Linked DNA regions of Homo sapiens: region 1 is linked to region 2. A link is an interaction called in ENCODE POLR2A ChIA-PET data of the cell type or tissue named here. Cell type or tissue: OCI-LY7. All regions are shown on one strand. Each heading gives the region's core, and the rest is flanking DNA. Links, peaks and the distances in the headings are about the cores only. Region 1 overlaps PALM2AKAP2 (PALM2 and AKAP2 fusion). Region 2 overlaps PALM2AKAP2 (PALM2 and AKAP2 fusion).

The links. Peaks named below come from ENCODE experiments on the same cell type or tissue, not always from the same donor. Only the 100,000 strongest peaks of a DNase experiment are listed, where the experiment ranks them.
Region 1: POLR2A ChIA-PET joins it to region 2 with 10 read pairs; 2 of 35 experiments call an interaction of 5 or more read pairs at or near these places.

The regions. Positions count from the first base shown.
Region 1 is chr9:110,159,716-110,165,093 of GRCh38, forward strand. It overlaps PALM2AKAP2 (PALM2 and AKAP2 fusion), which reads left to right. Exons shown (of 11, transcript NM_007203.5): 10 at 2,379-2,417. Among named protein-coding and RNA genes, the nearest start is that of C9orf152, 46 kb to the right of the region's middle. RefSeq lists an enhancer at 2,387-2,526. In OCI-LY7, for the core only: no CTCF peak of the experiment used is centred there; a DNase peak (open chromatin) is centred at 2,456; H3K27ac peaks cover 816 bases.
Region 2 is chr9:109,964,834-109,970,211 of GRCh38, forward strand. All of the region lies in intron 6 of PALM2AKAP2 (PALM2 and AKAP2 fusion), which reads left to right. Among named protein-coding and RNA genes, the nearest start is that of PALM2AKAP2, 190 kb to the left of the region's middle. RefSeq lists enhancers at 1,965-2,064, 2,745-2,794, 2,805-2,924, 3,315-3,384. In OCI-LY7, for the core only: CTCF peaks have their summits at 2,316 (motif pointing left), 4,477 and 4,679; DNase peaks (open chromatin) are centred at 1,639, 2,018, 2,368 and 4,468; H3K4me3 peaks cover 3,244 bases; H3K27ac peaks cover 4,305 bases.

The sequences.
Region 1 (5,378 bases), core at 65-5,064, 190 kb after region 2:
ACAAGTTCAGTGTCCCCCGAGCCCCCATCAGGGGTGTGGTGGCCTCTGGGGTCCTGTCCACAGGGACTCAGCTCAGGGCCCTGCTCTCTCCAGTTTTCCACTTTATAAAAAGTCATATGCAGAGAGGCCCCTGGCTTATGGGAGTCAGGGAGTGGTGTTATCCAAAGGTTGTCCCCAACCAGCCATATTTGTTACTAGCTCAGAACTTGAGCAAAGTACTCCCTTTAGTTGCCACAGTCTTCACCCACCTGGGCTGATTTCTTTGTCCTGTATATTGGAGTCACCAATGAGTATCTCCAGCCTCACTTATTAATGGACCTCTTGGCTAATTCTGAGGGCAGGAGGATTACCATCCCCACCCCTACCCACTTACCCAAGGCTGTTTACCAACCTATGCAAGGCCTTTGTGTGAATTAGGAAAAAAAACCACCCTTGTTCCTCTATGAAGATATGAAGATGCAGCCCTGCACCAGCCACACATTTGGGGGGTAGAGTAGGGGACTGGGCTTTAGTACCATTCATCCCTTTAGTCTGATGCTTTTGTGCAGTGCACACAACACACACCCAGATGCAGCAATCCTATTCATATTGTGGGTTTCTCTTATCTGGAAATGTTCTCTTATGTGGAAATGTCCACTTATCTGGGTCTCATACCATTTCTGCTCAGTCATGCAATTCATAATGGACTAGTGAATCCTAGTTTCCTAAAGGGCTTCTTGATGCCTTGCAAAGCGACTGCCTCCAAGGTGGGGTTGCCCACTCATGGACCTGGAAGACATTTGGATCAGTGGGCACAAATGATGGGCTATTTGGATGTTTTTCCTTCAGGCATGAAGAACCCCTCTAGGAAACTCTGATTCATTAGTCCATCCTGAGTGACATGACTGTATTTAGGCAAACAGTATTTTTCCAGCCAATTGTTTCCCTAACCTGACCTGAGCCTCAGAAAGTGAAGATGATGGGTCATTGAGTCAATGATGCTCATGAACATCTCGAGGGTTTGCTTTGCCTTTCTCAGTTGAAGGGATGCTGACCAGAGTCCAAATCACAGCCTCCTGGATGTTCAGCCCCATCTTTACTTTTAGCGCAGGATCTGCCCTCAGTGGGGTTTTCCAGTGTGCTCTCTCTCTCTTTCTCATCCCATGACTTCATTACTGAGAGGTCATCCAACCACTCTGTCTCATCTTAGAACAAGAGAAGACCTCGTCGGTTTTCCTGGGCTACGTCAAAGCTGAGAGTTCCTGGCACACATTACCCTTCCAGACCAGGACATGCATTGAGAGTTGTGGCCATACTCTCGCTCAGTGTGTGAAGGAAGCCTATCTGCCTCCTGTTTCCCCAGACGCTACAGGAAGCTCAGTGATGCCTTGTGCTTCCCTAACTCTCTCTTACGTTCTCACTCGTACCCTAGTGAAGATGCAAAGGAGAGAGAAGAGCTCCTGACTTGTCAGCTCCCAGCCATTAGCCCAATCATGACAGAACTATAATTCCTAAGTGCTACATATAAGAAGCAGTCAGCAATCACAGATGTGTGATCCCACCTAACTAGTCTATGGCTATCAATGCCCCAAACCAATAAATGCTTTAAATGCCCCAAGCAGTGTAAATGTACGCTCATTACCATAATTCTGGAGAGGGATGTCCCAAATTGGTCCTGCCATCTCATTTTCCATAGTCAGGCCATTTTTTTCTGTACTTTGAGTAAGACTTTTAGTCCCCTATAGGAACTAAAGGATCATTTCAGTTCCTAAGTGCTCATACTAATAATCCTATATAATCACCAGAAATTGCTATCAAAGGATGATCCCACTCTCAGGAACTTACCCAGGCCCCCAGGGTTCTGACGAGGGAGGCTGTGTGGTCTCCCTAGGCAAGACTACCCTTAGGCCGGTTTCAGAGAATCTGCCTCCACAAACCAACTGCTGTGATTAGGATCTTCTTTTAATGGAACAACAGGTTACAAGACGGCTTTGGGGTTCAGAGAAGCCTACGGGAAGAGAAAAGGCTATTTGGCTACAGACTCTAGCAAATCCAAAATGGCCCCCAACGACCTTGCTGGTGGGCAGCTGATTGTGTACAGAGGGGAAGGAATCTTGTTAATTCAAAGTACAGAAACTGAAAGCAACGTTTTGAATTAACAAAGTACGGCTTATCTGATATTTTTATTAGTGAACAATAGGGTATCTAGTTGCTGCAAAGAATAGACTTATAAATAAACTAATATCAGATGGAGAAAGTTTTGGCATGGGTGTAGAATGGCCTCCTGGTATTACTTCCCCTCCCATCCTCTTCTGGTGTGGTGCCTGTTCCCGGCTAGGGGGTGTTCTGTAAGTGTGTCACTGCCATGTACTAACCCTGGTCTTTTCCCTCTCTGCCAGTACACTTCTAAGTTACTGTCTTGCAAGGTGACTTCCGAGGTACTTTTCAATTTGTTTGTCTTGGTCTTACTGAATGCATGATCCAGGTGCATGCTGTTGTGGTTTGCCATTTCCTGATGAGTTAAACGAAAATGGCAAGAAAAATGACTTGTCTCCATATGTATTTTTTTGTGCCTGTTCTGAAATATGGGACTGCCTCGAAATGTTGGAGTCCATGCAACAGTGATATACAATGGTGTGGTTTGCTGTGCTGTGCTGTGGGGGCGAGTGGGAGGGTACTGGGGAAGACCTTGCCTGCTCACGAATCTTGAAGACGTTTGGACCAGAGGACACAAGTGATGGGCTATTTTGGTTTTTAAAGTTTCTTTAGGCATTAATAGCAAGTATACTTGGCCTGGTTGGAAAACAGTGCAGCTCATGCAGATTGAGCTATGGATTTTCACCCATTCTTTGTTTACCTTAACATAAAGCTAGAAAGCTCCATTCTATAGATTTAAGATGAACCATCCTAATCTACAGATTTATCAAATGTAAACCATCCTAGACCTCCCTCCCTCCAATCTTTAAACGTGTATTTTTATTTTAGAAACTCTAAGCCTTGATTTCTCCAAAAGCCTCCTTGTTTAAGAGACAAGGTCTTACTCTGTTGCCCAGGGTGGAGTACAGTGGTGCAATCATAGCTCACTGTAGCCTTAACCTCCTGGGCTCAAGCGATCCTCCTATCTCAGCCTCCCAAAGAGCTGGAACTACTGGTGTGTGCCACTATGCCCAGCTAATTTATTTTTTTATATTTTTTTTGTAGGGACGGGGGTCTCGCTATGTTGCCCAGGCTGGTCTCAAACTCCTGGCCTCAAGTGATCCTCCTGCCTCAGCCTCCCAAAGCATTGAGGTTACAGGTGTGAGCCACTGTTCTCGGTCCCCAAAAGTCTTCTTTCCTTTTACACAGATTTCACAAATATATGTGCTATAAATATGTGTGCTATGAGAAGGCATAATATTTTTCTCTTTTAATTTTTTTCTATTTTGTCCATTTTTTCTTTTTGCTGAGAAAGCACAATATTTTTCATATTTTTATTTCTGTATTTTATTTTGATTTTAAAAGAATTATTTCAAATATACAGAATTCTAGAGAGAATCATTCGTTCATTCATTTAACAATTTTCAAGGCTCTACTATGTGTCAGGCATTGTTCTAGGTTCCAAGAATACAGCAGTCAACAAAACAAGTTCCTGATATCATGGAACTGGCATTCAGAATAATATAAGATAATAAAATAATAAAACCCACCTACCCAGCTTTGTCCATTCTTATCATTTCATGATATTTAATATTTTTAAAAGAAATTAGTATTGCAAATACAATTTAAGCCCTCTCGTACTTCTCCCAGTTCCCTCCTCCCTTACAATCTCGCAGAGGTAACTATTTTTGAGCTTGTTGTTCATCATTTCCATGCATGGTTTTATACTTATACTACAAATGTGTATATACATAAACAACACCTTATTTTTGCATGTTTGAAGACATTCTATAAGCGGTAAATCATGTTGCAGTATCTTCTGCTCCTGACTTTGTTCTGTCTGCATTGTTTTGAGATGTGTCCTTGTTGATCACTGTGGCTCTGGTTCATTCTTTATAACTGCTGTATGGTATTCCATTGAATGAATATATCACTATTTATTCAATCTTCTGTTATGGAAATGTAGACTATTTCCAGTTTTTCTTACCGTTAGAAATAATGCTTTTATGAATGTTATTATACATGTCTCTTTATGTACCTATGGAAGAACCTGTCTCTATATTTAGGAGTAGAAGCACTGGCTAGTAGCCTGATACATCCTAACATTTACTAGATATTGTAAATTATTTTTCAAGTTGGTTGCATTAACCTGTAGCATAATAAGTTTTTTGGTCTCTCTATTTAGCCAAAGAATTATATTTAAATATAGAGCTGACCTGCTGATTATCAGTAATTTTCTTTCATAAGATATCAAATGAATACTGAGAATATCATTCTGTACCTTCTTTAACGTCTAATTGTGGTTCTCATCTGGAGGATGGCAGTTTGAGAATTAGGACTAAGCCCGTCTCCCCTTTGAGTCCATTTAAAACAATGAAAATCTGGTCAAATATATCCAAGGAAGATAGAGTTGGGCCCACTCTGTCTTCAATTTAAAAGCAGGTTGGAAGATGAAATATAAATATTAATATGAATAGGGTGATATTATTTAACATATCTGTCTTTTGTTTCATATGTCCAAATTAAAATTTTCTATATTGATTGCTTTCAAAGTTAAGCAATTCACTTGAATTCCCTAAGCATTAGAGAGAAAAATTAATATTAAAGGGTTGTTGAGAGATAATTGTTTTTTATTCCCTACCAGACCTGAATGTGAATTTGTGAAAACAATAAAACTTTGTTTATTTATTTAGTTTACTTTTTTTTTTTTTTTTTTTTGAGACACCGTCTCACTCTGTCACCCAGGCTGAAGTACAGTGGTGCGATCTCAGCTCACTGCAGCCTCTGCCTCCCATGCTCAGGCGAGTCTCATGCCTCAACCTCCTAAGTAGCTGGGACTACAGGTGGCAGCCACCATGCCCAGCTAATTTTTGTATTTTTAGTAGAGACAGGTTTTCACTATGTTGGCCAGGCTGGTCTCGAACACCTAGTCTCAAGCAATCTGCCTGCCTTGGCCTCCCAAACTGCTGGGATTACAGGCTTGAGCCACTGCACCCAGCCACAATAAAACTTTAAATCAGATCGTTTTTTGTTTTCCCTTTTCCATTTCCATGGGGAGTGTTGATTGCTCTTCTCTGGTGTGTCTCCTTCTGGACTCCTTACAGCCATTGGGCAGCCAGATAGTCTGGTGGCCTCAAGCATCAACTCTGCACCCAGAGTGCAGAGTTCAAATCTTGGTTTTGCCTTCTGCTAACTGGGTAATTCTGGGCAAGTTACTTAACCTCCCTGTGCTTCAGGTTCTTCATATAAAAAATGGGAGTAAT
Region 2 (5,378 bases), core at 176-5,175:
GATTTTCAAGTCAAGGATATGTTCAGGACCTAATTAGCTCATCCAGACACTTAGAATCTAGATTCATGCTGGAAGGGAAGAAAATGTCTCCCTCCTCACCTTTGCTGGACACAAGGATGTGTCATCTTTCATCTGTTTCTTGCCATTGTCATTACCATCAACATTGACAGAGATAACACATAGAACCTTGAATTATGGAATCCTTATTAAGTTAGATACTCATCTCTTCTAGAAAATAAAATGTTTATTAGTAAAAGCAGAATCCTCAGGAAAACAGTATTTATAAGCCCTAGACACATGGCCCTGGAAAAGTCACTTAACTTCTCTGAACCTCTTTTTCCTATGAAGTGGGACTAATAATCCCTACGATAGATTTGTATGGAGAATAAAGTTTAAAATGCCTCATGCACAAAAGAATTGAGAGCAAGGACTCGAACAGATATTTGTATACCAATGCTCACAGCAGCATTATTTCCAATAGCCAAAAGACGGAAAAAACCCCAAGTGTCCATCCACAGATGAATGGATAAACAAAATGTGATATATCCCTACAATGGAATATTATTCAGCCATAAAAGGAATGAAATTTTGATATATGTCACAACATGGATGGACCATGAAACATAGTGCTAAGTTAAACAAGCCAGAGAGAAAAGGACAAATATTGTATTATTCCACTTACATGAGATATCTAGACTAGTCAAATTCGTAGTGACAGAAAGGTTACCAGAGGACCTGGGGGAGAGAAGAAAGGAGAGTTATTGTTTAATGGGTACAGAATTTCAGTTTGGGATGATGAAAAAGTTCTGGAAATGGCTGGCGGTGATGGTTGCACAACAGTGTGAATGTACTTAATGCTATCGAACTGTAAACTTAAAGTGGTAAATGGTATTATGTATGTTTTACCACAATAAAAAAATAAATGCCTCGTGCAGTACCTGGCCATTGAAGATACTCAGGGGGAAAAAAAAGAGCTAAAAAGAGATATTAAGATGTTTCTAAGTGTTACTGAGTTCAGAAGTGGGAGTTCATACTTTAAACTAAAAGTAGTCAACGAAGGATTTGCCAAGGAGGTGGGATTTGAGATGGAGTTTGTAGGACCAGGCAAGGGAAAAGGCAACCCAGCCAGGAGGAAATGTGTAAGCAAACCATGAAGCTCCTGTGTGTGGTGATGGGGACCCGGTGATGATGTTGTGATCTGTTTTGTTTTTTGTTGGAGACTAGATTTGGGATGGGGTTTCAAGGGACTTGGAGTCCAAGTTGACCTGTTTAGGTGCCAGGCAGAGCAGAGGCACTAAAACTATCTGGGCAGGGAGGATGAAAAGATCAGTGTCGGCAGAAAGATCAATCTGGGGCATCGTAGAAAATGGATTGAATGGTGCCATACCAGAGGTTCAAGGCAGCCAGGGCAGTGTTGCACAAGTCCTAGACTAAACTAGGATGGTGGCTGTGCAAAAGAAAAGGGAGAGATGGAGACTAATTTCAGAAGAGCCTTGATAGACTTAAGATATCAAGGAAGAGGTGGCAAAGTGTTAAATGTTTAGCAGAATAGCTCAACCCTGGAGCCAGGTACCCTGCATTTAGTACTGCTAATGTTCTAATACCAGTACTGCTGCTTATGAGCTTGTGTGACCTTGAGTGAATGACTTAATCTTTCTGTCCTGTTTCTTCCTCTATCACATAACAATGAATGACAAAGTAGTGCCTCTCTCACAAGGCTGTCATGAAGGTTAAAGGAGTCAATATTTGTAAAGATCTTACAATAGTATTCAGCACAGAATATATGCTTGCTATTTTTTATCTTTTAAATCTGGATGGTTGGTACGTTGGTGTCTGTTACGTTATTTTTTGGTGTTTGAATATTTTAAAGCATGACCTTAAAATAATGTACTTTCAAAACAGTCTTGCTAAGCAGTGCTTCTTAAAGCTTAACATGCATGTGAAATGTTTGGCAGTCTTGTGAAAATGCAGGTTCTGGTTCAGTAGGTCTCAGGCGGTACTCAATGGTCTGTGTTTGTAGCAAGCTCCCAGGTGGTCTGGTGCCGCGGGTCTGCCGGCCACTCCTTGAGTAGCAAAGTTGTTAAGGAACGGAGTTCCATCACGGTGTTTCTAGGATTGTTCTGGTTGTCTTTTGCCACATAACAAATCATCCAAACCTAGAAGCTAAAACGAAAATGATTTATGTTCTATGCTGTTGTTGTTATTATTATCTCTTGCAGTTCAGCTATGTAGTTCTTGGGATCTGTCACAAGCTGGTGGTTAGATGTAGCTGGGGCAAGAGTCAAGAGTCATCCTGAAGGCTTCCTCCCCCTCGTGTCCGGTGGTAGATGCTGGCTGGCTGTTGGGACCTCAGCTGGGGCTGTCAGCGAGAACATCTCCCCAGGGCATCTCCATGTGGCAAGGGGCTCTTCACAGCTCAGCAGCTGTATCTCAAGACAGAGAACCAGGCAGAAGATGTATTACCTTTTCTTGCCCAGCCTCCAAGTCTCACAGCATCGCTTCTGCCACCTTCTATGTATTAGAAGCAAGGCACTAAGGCCAGCCCATATGCAAGGGTAGCGCAGTGAGACTCCGTGTCTTTTTTTTTTTTTTTTGAGACAGAGTTTCATTCTGTTGCCCAGGCTAGAGTGCAGTGGCACGATCTTGGCTCACTGCAACCTCCACTTGCTGGGTTCAAGTGATTCTTGTGCCTCAGACTCCCGAGTAGCTGTGACTACAGGCAGGCGCCACCACACCCAGCTAATTTTTGTATTTTTAGTGGAGATGGGATTTCACCATATTGGCCACGCTGGTCTCAAACTCCTGAATTCAGGTGATCTGCCCGCCTTGGCCTCCCAAAGTGTTGGGGTTACAGGCGTGAGCCACCGCACTTGGCTGAGACTCCATGTCTTGAAGGGAGAAGTGTCAAAGAATTTTTAGACATGTCTCAAAACCACCACAATGGCCTGCTTAAGGAAGCTCTGGGAGGAACAGAAAGTGGTGGATGAGTCAACCAGGGAAAGTTGACTTTGTTGTGTTTAAATTTGTGGGTTTGGGGTACCATGAAGACCACTTGAAGTTATTCTCCAACAGGCAGGATGGTGTGTGAGTATCTGAGTATCTATCTCTCACACCAGATCATAAGCTTCTTGAAAGCAAGGACTTGGTCTTTTTCTCTGCAATAGTTCTGGTGTCTACCACAGTGCTTGGCACACAAAAGTGACCCAAACAATGTTTGTTTGATGAGGGAATGAATAAATGAATGAATGAATGAATGGTAAAGGATTTAGGACTGAGGCTGTGTGGTCTGAAGAAGAAAGGATACTGGAATTCTGGAAATCTCTCCCAGAACAGTCCTCTCTGGCACTTCTCCCAGGGAGAGGGACTCCTGCATTTGCTCAGAGGCCACCATGGCCCTGGGGGTCTGGCCTGCCTGCTTTGCAACTTGAGGCCCTCGCGTACCCCATAGGCTGTGGAAGGCCTGGATCTGCTGGGAAACCTCCTTCTTCCACTAAATGGAAACTGGAATTCCAGGAGAAAGCAAAAATCAACAAGAGCTATTTTGATTATAATGATATCTCATTTCTAAGCAGCTCTCTCTATTTCCTGTTTATAGCCCAAACTGAGAGCAGAAGCGACTAGATCTCTCAGTGAAAGGTTTTCTCCGAAGACGTCTAGCTATATCATCAACAGGAAACAGTACTCTCCCAAGACAAAAGTCCCTGTCTCTGGCCACTCTGTTGGGTTTCATTGCACCCTACAAAGGGAGGTGGGAAACCTGGGTTTCTGAAAGAGGCCCTGATTTTGTGTTAGCCTTCAGCATCTACCACTTGTACCCAGCTCCCAGTCCCCCAAATTTCTGGGGACTCCATGTGAAATCAATGCACAGGAATTGTGGGGGGAAGCCCTAAGGAGTCCAGCCGCGATTTTCAGCGCGATTTTCAGGGCAGCTACATTTCACTTCAAAACTCCCAGTAAGTCTGCCACTAAGACCCCTGGAAAGGCTGGCTATGTCAGCCCTCTGTCTTCATTAGAAGAATCTCAGGATTTCTTCCAGTGACAGAACATGATCCTCAGATTCCAGGGAGTGACCCCAGACCCAGTTCCTCTCCGGGCTATAAAACTGTGGAGTGTGACACAGACAGAGAGACTGTGGTAATTTAGAGACTAAGAAAAAAACTGACTAGAAAGCAACTGAACAGAACAGCTGCAGGAATGTAAAATGCAAGACCCTCTGATCTGACAGTCTTTTCCTGCACCTCTACAAATGTGCGTGCACACACACACACACACACACACACGACTCCCAGAAAGGACCCTCTGAAGACAGGACATTTCAGCTGACATCTGAAAGATGAGGAAGGCAGCCATGCCAAGAGTATTCCAGAAAGAAGGAACAGGGTTTGCAAAAGCTCAGCAGCTCCACAGCTGCTGGTCTGGGCCAAATAGGACAGACAGCCTGTGGCTCTCCCCACACCTTGTGCTTCCTCACTCAGCCACTGTGAGTCTCCTCTCGCCTGAAACAGTCTCCCGCTCTGTCCTAACCTTCCAGCATCTTTCTCATTCACTCTGTCTCCTGAATATCACCCACAAAGGGTAGCAGTATCAGTCTTGGTCCACACACTTATGCAAGAAGTGCCACTTTGTTTTCTTTAAATCAAGTGATATCAGACTCTGTACCCCAAGGCTGCTGGTCTGGCAGGCAGTTCAAACTCAGTCGTTCACGGGGCTCTCTCCCACCCAAGGTCATGCAAAGGTGACATGCTCATCTTGGGGAAGGCCCATCATCACTGGTTCTCACTGGATTTATCCTTGGGTGTGCATTGTCCTGGTTTTCAGAGCCCCTTCAGGGCTGAAGTCTGTGTGGCTTCTGAGCCAAGCTTGGAGACAGGAGCCTTGGCAGAGGCTGGGAGCCTGGAATCAGCATCCAGCTTCCCTGCTTACACCACAGTGTAGCACTCCCACATCCTCACCCCACCCCACCCCAAGTGCAGCCTACAGCCCCTCCCCTCTACTGCTTCTGGGAGAAAGTGCACCCCTCCCCGAACCCCACCAGGATGCCTAGCTTCATCTCTTTAGTGAACTTTTGGCTTTTGCAAAAGACCTGAAGGCCCATTGACCAAAAGTAGCCTCTGCCCAGGCAAGGGAGCACAAAACCCACTCATCTTCTAGAAATGGACTGGAGAGTGCAACACAGGAAGTGCCCACACAGATGTTTCCTAGACCTTGCCTTTAGGGTCCCTCTGTTCTCAGGGATGCAGTCTATCCAGCCCTGGGAACTTGAACTCCCTGAGAACAATGTCCCTCTCTATCTATGGTAAAGGATTAGGTTTTGTTTTTTTTCTTTTAAGCTTCCAGTTCATCTCAGAACAGTACTTTTGTAAAGTACAATGAAAGTG